Linked DNA regions of Homo sapiens: region 1 is linked to region 2. A link is an interaction called in ENCODE POLR2A ChIA-PET data of the cell type or tissue named here. Cell type or tissue: HepG2. All regions are shown on one strand. Each heading gives the region's core, and the rest is flanking DNA. Links, peaks and the distances in the headings are about the cores only. Region 1 overlaps ATP11A (ATPase phospholipid transporting 11A). Region 2 has its middle 76 kb from the start of MCF2L-AS1.

Region 1 (5,364 bases), core at 184-5,183, 140 kb before region 2:
AAATGCGGGCGGGGGGCAGGGCTCCACCCCACAAGCCTGCTCAGGAGGCCTCTCCACGATCCACAATCGACCACCTGTCCATGGAGCTCCGGGAATGCTGGCCCGGCCCCACTGCAGGGCTTCCCCAGCCCTCCTAGACACCCTGCACTTGCCCCTCCCGAGCGCGTGTGCCTGACCTGCTCCGCGGTGGGCGCAGAGCTCCTGCCGAGGGCTGGATGGCGCGGACCTGGGCATCGTGGCCTCTGCAGTGCCAGCTGTGCCCTAGTAGCCAGGGCGCCGTCGTCAGTCCATGGCTCAGGAGGACCACTGTGGGCCGATGAAATGCGACTGTGGACGAGGAAATTGTACTTTCCGAACATTTTCACGTGTCCCCAAACAGTTACTTTTCTTTTGATTTTTTTCAACCATTTAAGGACGTAAAAGCATTCTCAGTTCATGGACCACACAGACAGGCTGCAGGCTGCACGTGGACTGGGGGCGGGTCTGTGGGCCTCTGCTTCACAGGTCAGAGGTCGCTGGGTTTTCGTGTCTTCTGCTTTCCATTGCACAGTCCCACCCTCTCCTTGGATCCTAGAACTCTGCCCAGCTTGGACAGTCTCTCTACACCCAGAGACCGGTTTTCCGCTTCTTGTCTGCGTCCCTTGTAGCAGTCACCCACAGGGCGCTTGCCAGAGGACGGCCCCGAACTGCCTATGGGATCCCTCCAGGTCCTCTCAGAGCCTCCGTTTCTTGCATGTAAAATTGACACAAGAAGAGCCTCCCTGCAGGACTGCAGCCAAGGTTAGCCAGAACCATTTCCAGTCACGGAACCGTCACTCAGAGCAGCTCCCAGAACCATTTCCAATCATGGAAGCGTCACTCAGAGCGGCTCCTAGAACCATTTCCAGTCAGGGAAGCATCAATCAGAGCGGCTCCCAGAACCATTTCCGGTCACGGAACCATCACTCAGAGCGGCTCCCAGAACCATTTCCGGTCACGGAAGCGGCACTCAGAGCGGCTCCCAGAACCATTTCCGGTCACGGAAGCGGCACTCAGAGCGGCTCCCAGAACCATTTCCCGTCACGGAAGCGGCACTCAGAGCGGCTCCCAGAACCATTTCCGGTCACGGAAGCGGCACTCAGAGCGGCTCCCAGAACCATTTCCCGTCACGGAAGCGGCACTCAGAGCGGCTCCCAGAACCATTTCCGGTCACGGAAGCGGCACTCAGAGCGGCTCCCAGAACCATTTCCGGTCACGGAAACGGCACTCAGAGCGGCTCCCAGAACCATTTCCGGTCACGGAAGCGTCACTCAGAGCAGATTCTAGAATCATTTCCAGTCATGGAAGCATTACTTAGAGCAGCGTAAATTTCTTAGCAACCCTGGTGTTGACATATGTTGATTATAATGATATCCTTACAACATTAAACTACAAAGCCAAAACCAAAATACAAATTAAATAAAACTTAGTCTGTGAAACAGGTTAGATTCCAGGCAGGGTCTACGATTCTGGCTGGCTGTGCGAATCGACCTCTGACCCCAAATAACTAAGGGTCATGTCCATCGTTGCGGTGCCTTCAGGAAAGGGGAAAGTGTTTTTCCTGGCAGTTCTTTCTCTCTAGACCCTGCAGGCCACCTCTCTCACCTGCGTGTTGGGCTTCAGGATCAGGGTCCCCTTCCAGTCCAGGAGAGGCACCTGTATCTGCCTTCTGCCCAGAGTGTGTGTGCTTGTTGAGTCTGACCACTCACTGGGGCGCTCTCTTGGTAACAGGGTCCCTGTCACCTAGACCTTACCTCCCAGGGTCTAGCGGATGGCGGGGCAGGTGGGGGACGGCACGAAAAACAGCAGACACGATTTCAGACCGCTGGTGGCGGCTGAGCTCAGGTGGGCCTCACCTGGAGAGCCTGGACGGTGTCAGAGGTGCTTCTTGGCTGGTGGCTGAGGCTTCCCAGATGCCTCTTTGCCTTTCTTCTGGGGCACGGCCCTCTGCACCCCAGGGCAGCCTGTGTGGTGTCTGACGATTTCCACAGCAGCCAGAGCAGCTTGTGGCAGCCGGGGCCTGCTCCCAGCGAGGGGTCTGCTCCCAGCACGGGGCCTGCTCCCAGCGCGGGGTCTGCTCCCAGCACGTGGTCTGCTCCCAGCACGGGGCCTGCTCCCAGCGCGGGGCCTGCTCCTAACGCATCCACTACATCTAGTAATTTACTAGTTGAAATTGTTACATACTAGTTACATCGTTTACAAAATGATCATATTTGAAGAATTAGCTTTCTGTGGATTTAGTCCACATTGATGTGAGCACCTACTGTACATGAGATAGCATGCTAAGTGCTTTTTATTTATTTAGGCAAAAGATAAAAAGTTACTGCTGCTACAATCTGTAGTGTTACTGGTGGAGCTATGCAAGCTCGTGGATTTAGGGAGTCCAGCCTACGAGAATGGCCGCCTGTGACAGAAAGCAGGGGCGAGCGTCTGGGAATAGAGCTGTGCTCATGGCAGAACAAAGACGTGCTGTGTTTCTGGCCTTTGTGTTCTCTCCAGTGGTGAACAAACATAGGAAGCTTTCATCTTCAGAGTAAACAGAAATTCCAAACCCATTTCACGCAGCTTTTTCTAGAAGGCAATGTGTTTAATCCACTTGTTTTCCGAGTCTCTTAGTGTCATCACGACTTCCTCTTATGTCGGTGTTAATTACTGTCACAGGTATTTGCGAAAACTACAAGGTCTATTCAGGTCAAGACTAGCTTCTCTATTTCCACATTTTACTTTGTGTTTCCACAACTGGGCTGTTTTAGACCTCTGCAGAGGAGAACTGATTTGAATCGGGAAAAGCAGGAGGTCCCCTCACGGAGGTGGACAGGACGCCCACTCCTTTCCCAGGCTGGCCTCCTTGTCTCATCCCTCAAGGGAAGGGCCAGGGGCACGGACCAGCAGGCCAGTTGTTCAGTGTTCAGGAATCTCAGGAGACATTGTTAAACATTAAATTACAAAAACAATTAAGTTGTATTAAAAAGAAAAGTCTTTAAAAATACCTACTCAAAACGTCTTTCTTCCTGATTGTCTTGCTGAGTGTTTCGCTGCAGTCTGTGCTTCCAAGGATGGCGTCATGTGTGTGCGGCAGAAAGGCGAGGTTCTGGCAAGAGTGAGTGGCTTTAGGTCTGCACGCTGTGTTAGGGGAGCCAGGGGCCAGCGTGGTGGGGTTCCCAGAGAGCTGCTTCTGAACTTCCAGAAGCTTCCAGGGAGTCCACGCCACATGCACGAGTGCGGGACACATGCTACTCAGGTTCCATCCAAGTCTCAACCTTTGTTTTTACACTAAAGACATTTTTGTTGTTGTTTTTGAGACAGAGTCTTGCTCTGTTGCCAGGCTGGAGTGCAGTGGCACGATCTCGGCTCATTGCAACCTACACTTCCCAGGTTCAAGCAATTCTCCTGCCTCAACCTCCCAACTAGCTGGGATTACAGGCACGCACCACCATGCCTGGCTAGTTTTTGTATTTTTAGTAGAGACAGGGTTTCACCATGTTGGCCAGGCTGGTCTCGAACTCCTGACCTCAGGTGATCCACCCACCCCTGCCTCCCAAAGTGCTGGGATTACAGGCTTGAGCCACCACACCTGGCCACTAAGGACATTTGAAGTAAGAAGAATGGATCAGTAAACACTTCACATTTCTTTTTTTTTCTTTTTTTTCTTTTTTTTTTGAGACAGAGTCTCTCTCTGTCGCCCAGGCTGGAGTGCAGTGGCACAATCTCGGCTCACTGCAAGCTCTGCCTCCTGGGTTCACGACATTCTCCTGCCTCAGCCTCCCGAGTAGCTGGGACTACAGGCGCCCGCCACCATGCCCGGCTAATTTTTTGTATTTTTAGTAGAGATGGGGTTTCACCGTGTTAGCCAGGATGGTCTCGATCTCCTGACCTCATGATCCGCCCATCTCGGCCTCCCAAAGTGCTGGGATTACAGGCGTGAGCCACCGCTCCCAGCCTACATTTCTTAAATCTATCTTGCTAGCTCCTCTCGCACTTGAAATCAAATACTCCAGCAACTAACACTTGTGAAGCATTTTTCAATTTTCCTGCACAGTTACATTATCTCAGAACGGTTCATTACCGTGGGGTGTGTGCTCTTCATAAATGCAAACTGATGCAGAAGCAGCCACCAGCCAAAAAATCGGCTTTAGAACGTACAGTTTTGTAGCCTTCATTTTTTACGTTACATTTTCAGTTAAGATGTGAAAATCATTGAACCAATTCATTTAATAAAAAGTTGAGTAACATTTATATTTTGTCACTTCCGTGGGTAAACATAACACCAAATACTTCTCTTGTAAAAACAGCAACGTGTGCAGGGTATAGAAATTCATCCATTCCCCTGTCCCCTCTTATCCTTGGTGAGGACTCAGAGGTTTGCTGCAGAAACATTCGTGCCTGCAAGCAAAGGAAAGGATTAGAGCAGGAGGCGGCTGGGGGAGCTCTGGGTAACTCTGGGTGGATGAGGCCACATCCTGCAGCCCTCTGGTGAGGTTCTTCCTGTTGCGTGCTGGGGTTTAAACCTGGATCTGTCTTGCTCTGAAGCAGAGGCTCTCACCTGGGAGCAGTCTTGTTCCAGCCACCCGCAACACACTTGGCAGAGTCCGGAGACTTCTGACCGTCATGACGGTGGGGGTTGCTCCCAAGACCCTGCTCTGAAGACTTCCTAACCTGCGTGCTCTTTCAACAATAGCGCGTGGACACATTTTTAACCTGAGCGATGTAACAAATTCAGCCAGCTGTGACGATGACTTTTCAGTTTTACATTAACAGTTCATTGAACTTATACACCAGTAAAACTTCTGTATCACTGTGAAGGGCTCAGCAAATGTACTTTCATTTATTGATGCAGAAATTGGAGATTGGTACTCTTTATCATCTGCTTACTGTGTAAAGGATGTTTCCAGGATGATCTAGAAGGTTTTCAGTGCCTGTTTTGTAAACTTTTAATTTTTTTAATAGAACAATTTTATTTTTTCCTATTTTGCCAAGAAGACAGAATGAAGTCAATTCCGAAATGGCAAATTCTTCTGTTTATAAAATGTTATAAACATTTTATCACCAGATAATCACGTTAATTTTTGTAAACGCCCTTGGGTAGGTTATTCGCACAAGTTATGCATTTTTCATGTGAGTTGCTTTTCACTTAAAAAGTGCATGCAACAGAAAGCACCACCTTGTCGAATCGATGTGCTGAGCTAATTCCTGTCATCATTAACTGGACAGGAACCGAAGGAAGCCGTCTGGCAATATGCCTTAGGGTGGCAGATGCAGCTTGGGGCTTAAAGGAAGAGAAATAGAAAGATTTGACTCTGTTGAAGAGCAGTGTGTCATCCCCGAGCCGGATTCCATTTAACATCT
Region 2 (5,364 bases), core at 144-5,143:
TTTCAGCAAAATTCTCCCCAAAAGGTGGCTATATTTGTTGTCTCTGTCTCCGTACACACCCTCATCTGCCTCCCGATCTGTGGACGGCTTCTGGGCCCTCGTGGGACGGCTGGGTCCTGTCTGTCTCTGCTTCTCAGCGGGCCCCGGCGCAGGCCACCACCCCACCTGCCCTCGTGGTCTGCGTTCTTTGCCTTCACAGCATGAATCTCACCCCGATTTGAGGCTGTGTCTGTGTACATTAACCTATTTTATGTATTTTTACTGAGACATAAGCTCCAAGAAGTGAGAGACTTTGCCTCGCTCTGGGCCGAGCCCTGTGTCCAGCATGGGGCCTGGGGTGCAGGAAGGACGCAGTGACCATGGGGCTGGCTGGACACAGACTCAGGGCCCCTGCCCGGCTCAGCTTCCCAGTGAGGATTCCAGGTGCTGGGTGCCTGGTTGTAGCCAGCCAGACCACCCTGGTCAGAGGTTTCGGGACAAGGGCTGGCAGGAAGCCCTTCCCATACAGCTGGAGCCCATGAGGCCGAGCCCGACGGCACCTGGGCAGTGAGAAGCCAAGACCTCGGCACTTTCGTTCTGGAGGAGGGGGTGAGGGAGGGACAGTACCGCTGTCTTGTCTAGGCAGGGTTTGTGCAGATTTGGGGGCTGGAGGAGGCCAGCGTAGCCCTGCCCTGCTCCCTCCAGCCACCCAGAACTGCAGAGGCGCCAGGCCCAAGTCTGCCTGTGGCGTGTCCAACACAGAAGGGCAGATTCCGAGACAAACCAGGGTGGCTACAGGTTTACAAGGGGGCCCTGTGGTCTTTCCTCTGTAGGTGGGAGGACACTGTCGCCACCTTCCTCGGCTGTGTAAGGCGAGCACAAAGGAGTCTCCCACCTGAGATACGATCACTCCTTTTCTTTCCCGTACAGACATCTCTGTGGGAGCGATGCTTTCACATAAAGCGCTTAATCTCCAATGGTAAAGTTTCCAACACTAAGTCGAGACGTTGGAACAATTTGGAAGCAGATGAACCTTCCTAAACTGCTTATGGGACACAGTGACCACACGGAGATGCCCTGGAAGGATTCCAGCCTTTGGGGTCACAGGCACGGGCACCACAGCTTCCCGGGTGCCTGCTACCTGAGCTCGCTGTAAGTGCCGCACGGCTTACGTGGAATCCACAGAGGCAGCCCGTACTCCCCCCTCCATGTGCAGCGCCCAGACACGTGTGCCGAGGCTGCAGGTGTGCTACAGTGCGGCGGCCAACCGGCTTTCCCCTGCAGCCTCAGCTCCTGCGGGATCTGCTCACTGGTAGGCAGTGACGCCCTGGCGGGAGTTGTCCCTGAGGTCTCTGCTCCTCCTGCTGTGCTCGCAGGGGAACCTGTTTGTGACGTAGTCTCCTTGTGCCCCACTGGGCTTCTGAGGCTGTGAAAGCTGGTGGAGCACAAAGGGCTTGCCCGGCCCTAACAAGCCTGGCCCCAGCAGGGCACCGCGGGCAGCCTCTGATGCGCGGCTCTGGGCCTTTGTCCTCGGCTGAATTAATTTCCTCTTGAATTGCCTCAACTTTAGAATGAGCCCTAGCCTTTTCTGAAGCACACACATCTTGGGGTTTTGTCCTCTGTATTTTCGCTGCATTGGCTGCCAATGCGGAAAGCTTTCATGGAGAAGACGTTCTGGCTTCTTGTCTGTCTGTCCCCTGAGGGCTGCGGGCCAGCTCCATGCCCGTCCACGGTGTGCAGGTGGAGGCATCTTTCAGGGTATCAGGTGGGAATCCGTGCTTCCTGGCAAAGTCTGTTCCAGTGTGGTGCCCACTGTCCATGCGCCTGTGGGTGTGAGCCTGCACCCTGCACGAATGTGTGGAGCGGGGTCGTGGCTGGCTGGGGTCACTGCCTGTCCCCTCCTTTTCCGCAGCCACGGTGCCATCTGCTTGCACGTCCTGCAGGAGATCCTCAGGGCGGGTTCCCACGGGCAGCCTCCCTTTGGACTTTTATTGCTCGATTAAATGATATTTAATTCAGCCTGTCTGACAGTCTGACAGAATGTGCTATGTTACCAGAGGGTCTTATGCCAACATGAGAAAGGGGGCGTTGGTCTCCAAAAAGACAAACAAACAAAAAACAGGTAAGAAACACCATGTGGGCCCACTCTGACCTTTTTAACTGAGGCACCTTTGAGAAGGAAAGCCTGTTCCACTCCGATTCTCAAAGCTCCTGAACGCATTGCTAGTGACAATCCTGTCTCCGTGGCTAATTATGTGAAGAAACGTTACTGGGTTGAGGGAGTTCCCTTGGGTTTAATTTCCTGTCCCTCTCAAATCATCCCTCCTCCTTCCCTGAGCCCAGCCTCCCCCTTTCCTGCCCATGCTGGCAGGTTCTGGCCCTTCCTGGACCCCTCTCCTGTCCCCTGCACAGGTCTCTGCAGGGTTTCTGCACGCTGGGGAGGGCAGGTTCCCCAGTGGAGCCACTCCCTGCGGGTCTGAGTGGGGCCCGGGGTCTCTGCACGGTCACCGATGCTGCTGCTGCTCCAGGGAGCGGGCTTGCAGGAGCAAGGATCCAGTCCCTGAACGCACGTGCTCCCCCCGGGAGAAATTCTGCAGCCAGGCTTGGTCCACGCACCGTCCTCCCGGCCCACACACCCTCCTCCCGGACCTCAGTCTGTCTCTGTGTATCACATGCCTGTTCCCAGTGTTCTGACCTCAGGTGGGCACGGCGCGGTGGACTGCACTTCCCGCTGCTTGCTTGGTTAATGTTTACCTCCCTCCTGCCAGAGCTTTGTTTTCATTTCATTCAAACAGGCTTCCTCTTTTTACCCACTAAATGGAGACATTTTAAAGCTCCAACTGCAAGTGCTAAAGTCTATAGCTGGGTCCACATCTTCCATGATTTCACCTTTTTATGCCACTTTACTTTGTTTTTAAGTTATCAATAAGTTTCCACTGAATCTTGGAGACACAAGAATTAAATGGTGGGGTCTTTTATAGTTTTTTTGTTTTGTTTTGTTTGTTTTGCAAACAACTTCTGCTGCACTGTTAGGTACCAAAGTGAGGCCGCGCTGACAGGGGCCAGCGTCCTGTACCGCGACCCACAGACCAGCGGCTCCTTACCCACTCCAGTACTGAGGAGTGAGGTGGGTTCTTGTCCCTTTTTACCCTAGGACCTAAACATGGGAAACCCTAGCCCTTCTGATACGTAACAGGGGCAGCCCTGATTTCTGCTGCTAACCTAGTTAACTGGTAATCTGTCTGCTCTTTGGCATGCTGGGAGCTCTGTGTGCACTAACCCGTGGACCCCAGGACGCTCTGGGACGGCTGCACAGATGAGAACACAGGCCAGAAGGGTTTGTTAGTGACTTCTCTGATGTCACAGGCTGGTCAGCTCAGCTGGGCCACATTCCAGCGGCCCCAGCCCTGTCCCACGTGCCCCAGCTTTCTCCTGGGAAGCTGCAGGGAAGGGTCCAGCTAGGGCGATCCCAGCTAGGGCGATCCCAGCTGGGTCCCTGTGGGGCTTCAGAGTGGACACAACTTCCCTGCCAGCTGGCTCGGATCCAGGGGGGCAGGTGGGACCCCGTTTTACATGTGAGCCCAAGGAAGTGAGGCCTGGGCCCCAGAAGACCTCCGACCCGTCCCCTTGTCCAGCCCTCTCCCCTCTGGAAGGGGCCGAGGGTGACCCCAGGTGGCAGGAACTGCACCCATTAGGCACGACCCCGCCCCGCTGCCCGCCCCGGTCACACCTCCCCCTGTCGCCCCCTCCCCCGCCTCGGGCACGGCGGGGAGGAGGGGGAAGAGGGGGATGGGTGAGGAGAGCAATGGGTGGGAGAGGGGGAGAGGGGGAGAGGGGCAGGCTGTTCCCATCGCCCCGCCTCGCCGCCCTTCCCCCTCCGCTCTGGGCTCTGGCCCCCGCCCCGCCCCCGCCCCCGGGCCCCTCTCCGCCCCTCCCCCTCCGGCCCGCCCCCGCCCCGCCCCGCCCCTTCTCTCTCCCCGCCCAGTGTCGGCGCAGCCCTGGGAGGAGGCGTCAGGACGCGCGGACACCTGCGGGGCGCGGAGCTCGGCGGACGCGGGAGGGCAGCACCACGGGCGGCAGGTGCGCGCGGGGCGGGGGCCTGGAGGGGGCGCGGGGGTGACGGGAGGGGGCGCGGGGCGGAGCCGGGCAGGAAGCGTCGCGGTCGCTCCCGGAGCGGGGCCGTCTCCCCCGCGTCCCCCTTAGCCTGGCTGGGGACAGGCGCTGGGACCCGGCTCGCGGTCAGGGCGGCCTGGGATCGGCCCCCGCGGCCCCTGCCCAGCGTCCTGCGCTGGGAACTTCGAGGCGCCTGGGGGGCTCGAAATGGCAGTGGAGGAGACCCCGCGAGTGTCCAGGCGCCCAGGGCCCCTCCGCATTGTCACGGGGGCCCTCACACCCCGGCAGGTGTCACCCCCTGGACGGGCTTCTGCCGACGATCCCTTGGGCACCTCGTAGGACCACCCCGGGAGCTCTGCCCACCCCTTCCTGCCAGAGCGATGGGGGGCCAGTGTCCAGGACAGCGCCTAGGGACAGGGCTGGAGGGAAGGGTAGCCTGGGGTCCGGCTGGGGTCGGGCCCACACCTGGTGGCTGGGGACAGTGCTGGAGGGGAGGGTAGCCTGGGGTCGGGCCCACATCTGCATCTTTCATCTGCCTGCTTGTCCCGGGCCAGGGTCCCCTTGGCCACAGGTCCCCAAACAGACAGCGGGAAGGCCGTGGAGCGCGGGCTGGGCGGACTCCTCCTGGGAGCTCCTTTTGACCTGGCTTGGTTGCCGTGGGCCCTCTGTGGCTCTTCTCCCAGCTGTGGGCCCCTGGCCTTGCTTCAGACCCTTATATAGGATGCTGCGGGAGGGCTGGGCCAGAGGGGGCTCTGGAGCCCAGGCAGGCTCACTCCCTGGAGACTCCCGCCCAGGGGCGTGGCCCGCATGACCCTCACAGAGCCGGGACCCCGAAGGGGTTAAGGTGGCCCGGGCCGCCCAGGCAGGATGTGCCGGCATGGCTGTAGGAGGCCCCAGGATGTGTGGCCACGGGGACCGACACGGCTGACCACAAAAATAGAAATGCAGTCCCCAGGGCTGCAGGCTGCAGAGTGTCGGTGTGGTCCCCTCCCTGGCAAGCAGGAGACCCACATGGCCAGGTGGGTGCTGGATGCTGGGACTGAGGAGGAGCCTCTAGCCCCCAGGACTCCTAACATGCGAACTGTGGAGCGAGGGGTCCAGGGCTGGTCGTGAGAACGGAGTGCACACCCAGGCATTGCCTGAGTTCTGCAGCCTCCGTGGGTAGCTGGGGGGACGGGACCCCGGGAGCCTGTGGAGCCCTCAGTCCCAGGGGGGCAGTGAGGACTCTGGGGCAAGCTGACAGCTAGGTGGGCAGGAGACCCGGGTTTTAAG

The links. Peaks named below come from ENCODE experiments on the same cell type or tissue, not always from the same donor. Only the 100,000 strongest peaks of a DNase experiment are listed, where the experiment ranks them.
Region 1: POLR2A ChIA-PET joins it to region 2 with 10 read pairs; 2 of 35 experiments call an interaction of 5 or more read pairs at or near these places.

Annotation. Positions count from the first base shown.
Region 1 is chr13:112,754,764-112,760,127 of GRCh38, forward strand. All of the region lies in intron 1 of ATP11A (ATPase phospholipid transporting 11A), which reads left to right. Among named protein-coding and RNA genes, the nearest start is that of ATP11A-AS1, 2.7 kb to the left of the region's middle. RefSeq lists enhancers at 245-1,444, 1,424-1,983, 1,984-2,542. In HepG2, for the core only: no CTCF peak of the experiment used is centred there; a DNase peak (open chromatin) is centred at 2,538; H3K4me3 peaks cover 403 bases.
Region 2 is chr13:112,890,373-112,895,736 of GRCh38, forward strand. It overlaps a transcript of MCF2L not described here. Among named protein-coding and RNA genes, the nearest start is that of MCF2L-AS1, 76 kb to the right of the region's middle. RefSeq lists an enhancer at 1,405-2,154. In HepG2, for the core only: CTCF peaks have their summits at 3,657 (motif pointing left) and 4,032; DNase peaks (open chromatin) are centred at 2,729, 3,369 and 4,889; H3K4me3 peaks cover 2,523 bases; H3K27me3 peaks cover 1,832 bases.